Linked DNA regions of Homo sapiens: region 1 is linked to region 2. Evidence: read pairs that join two places in POLR2A ChIA-PET (ENCODE). Cell type or tissue: OCI-LY7. All regions are shown on one strand. Links, peaks and the distances in the headings refer to the core of each region. The heading gives the core; the rest is flanking DNA.

Region 1 (3,949 bases), core at 652-3,151, 61 kb before region 2:
AGCTCATGAGTTCGAGGTCAGCTTGGGCAGCATGGTGAAACCCTGTCTCTATAAAAAATCGGCCAGGTGTGTGGTGGTGTGCGCCTGAAGTCCCAGCTACTCCAGAGGCTGAGGGAGAATGGCTTGAGCCCAGGAGGTGGAGGTTGCAGTGAGCCGAGATCACGCCACTGCACTCCAGCCTGGGTAATAGAGCTAAAACTTGTCTCAAAAAAAAAAAAAAGAAAGAAAGAAAGAAAAAAAAATGTTATGCAAGAGCTTTTTTTTTTTTTTTTTGAGACGGAGCTCGCTCTGTCGCCCAGGCTGGAGTGCAGTGGCGGGATCTCGGCTCACTGCAAGCTCCGCCTCCCGGGTTCACGCCATTCTCCTGCCTCAGCCTCCCAAGTAGCTGGGACTACAGGCGCCCGCCACTACGCCCGGCTAATTTTTTGTATTTTTAGTAGAGACGGGGTTTCACCGTTATAGCCGGGATGGTCTCGATCTCCTGACCTCGTGATCCGCCCGCCTCGGCCTCCCAAAGTGCTGGGATTACAGGCGTGAGCCATGCAAGAGCTTTTTAACCACTTCTGCTGTGATCTGATATTAGAATAGGGCTAATTTATGGAAAGACATGCCACCCTAACACCCAGAAATATTTTCTAAGGGATTATAATACATTGTTTTCAAATTACTATATCCAGTTATTATTTTAAAAAGCCAGAACATTATGTACTGAATAAAATATAATAGGCCACAGGAATCTCTAAGAATTGTCTAGACCATGGATATGGTTCTACACTTCCATTTCCTACCACTCAAACATCCCATTCTTCCCATCCTTACACTTACATGTGCACACACATCCAGAGCAAACCAGTCAGAAGAGCACAAAGTTAGAACCTTACAGCAGTGTTTGTAAGACAGTGCTAACGTCTGCCAATATACACATCCTAATTTCTGGCAGATGTATTACTTAAATAAGAATGAATAATTAGGTATAGAACATGAAGCAGAGCCCTATTTGTTTCCTTGAGATAATTATAAAAGATATGTATGAATATTTCACTTTCTAAAAATCATAAAATCGCTTCTATTTTTTCCTAAAGTCTTCCACAAATAGAAAACTACAGAACTACTTAGACATATACAGTTAGTAAAATTAAGAATGCATGCTTGTGTCAAGTAATTGAAAACTTGCGTGAAAATAAAATGTAATTAGAATCACCTCCTTTATTTTTTATTTTTTTCCACAACGAGACATTCTAGTCAAGTAAGTAGTCACTTCCATAAGCCACATGTAGAAGTTTCACTATTTTAAAGTCATGCGTTTTGTCATTAGTTGTTATCTCTATCTCTATGCAGGATATCAGTCCCTTTGTGGAGATTTTAAGATAGTACAGCATTATATTATTTTGTCAATCATACCTCAATAAAACTGGAGGAAAAAGAGACTGTTCACCATTAGAGAAACATGCTCAAGATATATTAAATAAATCAACAAGACTAAAAGAATATGAGATTTTGAAAAACCGAGACAAGCACTTAAAAGATTAACACACTACTAATAGGAGGTCTTCCAGAACCAAATATTCCACTCTCATGGAGTTTGTGAAAATTCTATATACTGGTTCCACTTTCAAGTTGCCATAAAAATGCTATCAAAGCTTCTTATAAGTCACAAAGCACTAAGTAACAGAGACATTGATGTCTAGTATCCCTGGTACAATGGTCTACTGGTAATAGTATTTAAGTGCCCTGGTTCTGCCTTGGGGGGGAGGAGGAGCTGAAGGCATGGTCTCTGTATTGTAAAATGTTCTTACATTTTTAATGTATTATGATATTTTGACATCATAAAAACCTTTCTGGCTGGGGAGAGACTGCCCCTCCCAGGTTTAGTCAATTCTTGGAGACAGCAAAGGGCCCAGTCAGGAGCATGTCTTTGATACACAAACTAACCAATCTAGAGCTATACTTCCTCAATCAGACTCTACAGGCAATATTCTGCCTTCATCCTAGGGCCAGGTACTGGGCAACTAGAGACGACCCCTAGGTGGTCCCAAAGCCCTCTAAAATTATTCAAATTAGCCAATCCTAAACTGTTTACTCTGTCCTGACTTTCCCACAGAAACCCCAACAAAAGTAGTGGCCTAGAGCCAGTGGGTAGCTTTCCCCTCTAATTCCAGCTACTCAGAGGCTGAGGCAGGAAGGATCCTTTGAGCCTAGGAGCTCGAGGCTGCAACCAGCTACGATCATGCCACTGCAAAAAGGTGATGGCCTAACTATTCCCCTTTAGAAACTCCAGCAAAGGTAGTGGCCTAAACCTTCCACTCACTCCTATATTCTGCCTCCTCACCACTCTGGTGTCTTCCCCATGTGACCCTGCATGGTGTGCTGTGCCTCCTGTCTCTAGGACCTGTGAGTATAATAAACTTTGTTTTCCTGAGCTTTTCTTATGTCACCTATTGTGGCCACACTGGACTAACCACCTCATAACAGAATACAAAACAGTATTCAAAGGTAGTAAGGTAAAAAGAATACTCTTAGACAACTACTCAGATAAATAGAGGAATTTAAGGTGCTAAGGTAGGTTAACCTCTTTTACTGTGGCAACTGAGGCTCCACTGGGAGGTGAGAAGTAGAAGAAAGTAGTTATTACATGGAAATCATTCTTGTAAAACATAAAGACCTAAATTGGACTACAAGGAAAGGAGAGAGAAACAGATACACACACACATACCCCAACTGGAAGTTAAGTATGAGCTAGAAATGTGGAGGTAGGTACATTGCGGGCCAAAACCAAATAGCACTTGGTTTTGTGTGCCTGGGAGAAAAGGAGCACCCTACATTAGGAGACATAATAGGAGCACCTACATTAGGAGACATGAAGACACAGAGAAACAGAAGGAGCAGTTGGAAAAGTAGAAAAAAAACCATTCAAGATTAGTGTGTTTACAGAAATCCTGAACAGATCAATAATGAGTAATTAAACGAAATCAGTAATGAAAAACTTAACCAAAAAATCCCTGGACCAGATAGATTCACAGCCAAATTTTACCAGCCGTACAAGGAAGAGCTCGTACCAATTCTACTGAAACTATCCCCCAAAAATCAAGTAGGAGGAACTCCTCCCTAACTTCTTCTATGAAAGCAGCATCATCTTGATACCTAAATCTGGCAATGATACAACAAAAAAAGGAAACTACAGGCCAACATCCAGATGAACATAGATGCGAAAATCCTCAAAAAATATTAGTAATCCAAATCCAGCAGCACATCAAAAAGTCAATTCCCCATGATCAAGTGGGCTTTATTTCTGGGATGTAAGGGTGGTTCAACATATACAAATCAGTACGTGATTAACTACACAAACAGAATTAAAACAAAAACCATATGATCATCACAATAGAACCAGAAAAAAGCATTCAATAAAATCTAACATCCCTTTATAATAAAAACTCCTAATAAACTAGGCATTGAAGGAACATACCTCAAAATAATAAGAGCCATCTATGATAAACTCATAGCCAATATCATATGGAACAGTCAAAAGTTGAAAGCATTTCCCCTAAGAACAAGGCAAGGATGTCCACTCTCACCACTGCTATTCAACATAGTACTGAAAGTCCTTGCCAGAGCAATCAGGCAAGAGAAACAAATAAACAGCATCTAAATAGGAAAAGCAGAAGTAAAATTATATAAAGATTCTGCTCAAAGACTCCTAGACCTGATAAACCACTTCAGCAGACTCAGGATACGAAATCAATGTACAAAAATCAGTAGCATTCCTATACATGAATAACGTTCAAGTTGAAAACCAAATCAAGAATACAATCCCATTTACGGTAGCCACAAAATTGAAAAAAATAAAAAATAAAATAAAATAAAATAAAACCAGCTAGGAATACATCTAATCAAGGAGGTGAAAGATATCTATGAGTACTATAAAACACTGTTAAAAGAAATCACAGACGAC
Region 2 (3,949 bases), core at 623-3,122:
ACACCTGGATTTATCAGATGCTACTAAATTAATAGCTTTATTTAGCAGAAAATATTTACCAGGTATAGAAAGACTGCATTCTTTCTTTGAACTGATTCATTGAAAACTGAGAGTAGTTTGGTAATTAAAAAGGCAGGAAAGCTCTTCTTACTTTTCCAGTCTATGAACACAAAAAGAGAAAAAGGCAAAACTGAGTAAGCTGTATAAAATAACCTAACACTTAAAGAGAGAACAATTACACACAGTGGGGGACACCAGACTATCCATCAGGACACATTTAGATTAGCTGCCTTAGGCAGGCACCTCTTGTACCTATTTCCTCACCTACAAAACAGAAATAACTAGTACCTGCCCTTACTAAAGGACCATGGAGATAAATCAGAAAGTTCTTTGAATATGTGTCGTATGGTGCTATTCTTTCATGAAGCTGGATAAAACAGCCTACTCAGGTTTTTTTTAAAGGGTGCATTTCACTAACATAAAAAAAAAAACCTGATCTCCACATTTGACATTAACCTCCCCCTAATATACAATACAAGTATCTACTGGCTTTATATATATACATAGATAGACGATATAGATAGCAATAGATCCATACAGGTTGCTATGGATGTATTCTGAAAAAAGATATAAGATTATATTTTGTATTTAGAAAATGAGAAAGACCAATACTTGGTACACACAGGTGTGAAAATTTACTATCACTGGTTGACCATCCCCCTCTTTGTCATGAGGCCTCAGAATCCTCATCGATAGAATTCAAACAACATAAACCAATAAAGAAATGGTACATGCTATGACTCTTATTTAACATATACTTGTACTATTATAGCTATTTTTGATTTAGCATAATTAGTATAACTGGTATAAGTCAGTGTAACTGATTGAGTAGTATAGCTAATTAATGAAAACTATGTAAATTTTATAGATCCATACTCAGTGCTCATATAACTGGCCCACATAACTTTTTTCTGTACATTCAGTTTTGTTCCTATTTCATGAATCTGAACAGCTGAGATGCAATGGTACAAACAAAATCAAATGCAGTTCAAAGTGTCTTCTTAAAAAGGAGTTGTTGGCCAGGCGCGGTGGCTCACGCCTGTAATCCTAGTACCTTGGGAGGCCAAGGCAGGCGAATCACGAGGTCAGGAGAAGGAGACCCTCTTAGCCAACATGGTGAAACCCCGTCTCTAAAAGATACAAAAATTAGCCAGGCATGGTGATGCATGCCTGTAATCCCAGCTACTCGGGAGGCTAAGGCAGGATAATCGCTTGAACTAGGGAGTCAGAGCTTGCAGTGAGCAGAGATCACGCCACTGCACTCCAACCTGGTGACACAGTGAGATGCTGTCTCAAAAAAAAAAAAAGAAAAGAAAAAAAAAATTAGCCGGGTGTGGTGGCGTGTGCCTGTAATCCCACCTACTCAGGAGGCTGAGGCTGAGGCTGAGGCAGGAGAATCGCTTGAACCCAGGAGGTGGAGGTTGCAGTAAGCCGAGATGGTGCCACTGCCCTCCGGCCTGCCTGGGTGACAGAGCAAGACTCCGTCTCGGGGGCGGGGGATAAATAAAAGGAGTTGTTTTTGTTTTTGTGAGTGAAGGGGAGCATAGAGGCTCATACTACTTAAAATCAGAGATCAACATAAAATTCTACCATAGCTAACAGTGATGAAAACCTTATTAAGATATTTTATTACATAATACAACTGAAAAGAAATTAAATTCTTTCCTCTTAAAAAATTTTGATCTGTCCATACTTTAAGAGAATGAAAAAAACATTTAAATTACAAGAAGAAATACCTAAAACAAAAAGCACACAGAACAAAAAAACACCGTAAGGAATAGCGAAAAATTGAGAGAAATGAATACACAAAACAAATTTTTAACACATCCACCAAACCCTCCCAACCAGGAACTGTAAGGAGTAAGAAAAACCTACCCACCCTTCCAATATGATGGTTACAAACTAACAAGCTCTTTCTTGCTGTCCATTGGCACATCTTGAGACCTTTTATTCTTTTGAAATGTTCCCCCAACTTAAACTGGATGCAAATAAACCAGGTGTGGTCCTCACAACAGTAATCCTGCTAGTCCCTACTGAGTTTCCATAGCAACATGCACAGCTGGCAATGGCAAAGAGGCTGTACTGGCTTCAGATTGGTTTTAAAAGTTTCAATATTCATTTAGTGAAATAATAATTATGTTATCTCAGTTAAGAACAATTTTTAAAAAATTTTATCTTTGCTTGAAATGTTAAACAAAATAACGCAAGGTATTTTCTGCTAGTCCAAAAGTGGCTTTCAGCCCAACAGCAGTAACTAACGTGTCTGTGAAAAGTTACAAAATGCCCATCACCAAGTGATAACCATTCTTTGACTAAAGAAACATAAAATTTTAAGTGAGTATTCCCTGTGGGTCACCTAATGTAATAGGTAACATTCAGAGAGAGAGAGAGAGAGAACCAATATAAAGTCTAATCTAAACAGTAGTAAATACTATGCATCTTTTCCTTAAATAAATTTAATATGACAGTTCCTTGGTTTAATTAAAACTGTTAAGAGTTTTTACAGCTGGGCACGGTGGGTCACACCTATAATCTCAGCACTTTGGGAGGCCAAGGCAGGCGGATCACCTGAGGTTAGGAGTTCAAGACCAGCCTGGCCAACATGGTGAAACCTCACCTCTACTAAAATACAAAAATTAGCTGCGCGTGGTGGCATGCGCCTGTAATCCCAGCCACTCAGGAGGCTGAGGTAGGAGAACTGCCTGAACCAGGGGGTTGGAGGTTGCAGTGAGCCGAGATCACTCCACTGCACTCCAGCCTGGGCAACAGAGGTAGACTCCGTCTCCAAAAAAATAAAAAATAAAAATAAGAGGCTGGGTGCAGTGGCTCATGCCTGTAATCCCAGCACTTTGGGAGGCCGAGGTGGGCGGATCACGAGGTCAAGAGATCGAGACCATCCTGGCCAACGTGGTGAAAACTCGTCTCCACTAAAAATACAAAAATTAGGTGGGCATGGTGGCGTGCACCTGTAGTCCCAGCTACTCGGGAGGCTGAGGCAGGAGAATCGCTTGAACCTGGGAGGCGGAGGTTGCAGTAAGCTGAGATCGCGCCACTACACTCTGGCCTGGCGACAGAGCAAGACTCCGTCTCAAAAAAATAAATAAAAAATAAGAGTTTTCACAATGGTAATTCTTTTTGTAAATTTTTAATTTTTATTTTAGATTCAGAGGGTACATATGTAGGTTTGCTACCTGGATATATTGCATGATACTGAAGTTTTGGCTTCTATTGAACCCATAACCCAAACAGTGAATACGGTACCTGATCTCTAATTTTTTAACCCTTGCTCTCCTTCCTCCTGACCGTTTTGGAGTCCCCAGTGTCTGCTGTTCCCATCTTTATATCCATGTGGTACCTACCCCATGTTTAGCTCCCACTTACAAGTGAGAAAATGTGGTATTTTGGTTTCTGTTTCTGCAATAACTCGCTTAGGGTAATAGCCTCCAGCTGTATCCATGTTGCTGCAAAGGACATGGTTTTGTTCTTTTTATGGTTGTGTAGTATTCCGTGGTATCTGTGTACCACACTTTCTTTATTCATCATTAATGGGCACCTTGGTTAATACCATGGCTTTGCTATTGTGAACAGTGCACAGTAGCTACTCTTAAAGGGCAGTACCCGGATCAGTATCATAGCATCACCTGGAAACTTATTAGAAATGCACTTTTTTGGCCCCTACCTCACACCTACTGTATCAGAACCTCTGGAGGTGGGGGCCCAACAATCTGGGTTTTAACAAACCCCTAGAAGACCCTGAACCACTGACTTACAGTGTCAAACTTCAGAGGAGGCAAATATGAAATAGAAAATGCAATGCTTTATCCCACTCTTTGGAACTAGGTGAGGAACAGCAGCAAAATAAAATGAAAAAAAAAAAACTCTGGTCTCC

The links. ChIA-PET counts read pairs that join two places held together with the same protein. Peaks named below come from ENCODE experiments on the same cell type or tissue, not always from the same donor. Only the 100,000 strongest peaks of a DNase experiment are listed, where the experiment ranks them.
Region 1: POLR2A ChIA-PET joins it to region 2 with 5 read pairs; 2 of 35 experiments call an interaction of 5 or more read pairs at or near these places.

What each region holds. Positions count from the first base shown.
Region 1 is chr1:167,360,853-167,364,801 of GRCh38, reverse strand. The region is part of intron 2 of POU2F1 (POU class 2 homeobox 1); the gene reads right to left. Among named protein-coding and RNA genes, the nearest start is that of POU2F1, 140 kb to the right of the region's middle. In OCI-LY7, for the core only: no CTCF peak of the experiment used is centred there; DNase peaks (open chromatin) are centred at 1,921 and 2,291; H3K4me3 peaks cover 2,135 bases; H3K27ac peaks cover 1,990 bases.
Region 2 is chr1:167,299,685-167,303,633 of GRCh38, reverse strand. The region is part of intron 1 of POU2F1 (POU class 2 homeobox 1); the gene reads right to left. Among named protein-coding and RNA genes, the nearest start is that of POU2F1, 81 kb to the right of the region's middle. RefSeq lists a silencer at 2,669-2,873. In OCI-LY7, for the core only: no CTCF peak of the experiment used is centred there; a DNase peak (open chromatin) is centred at 2,073.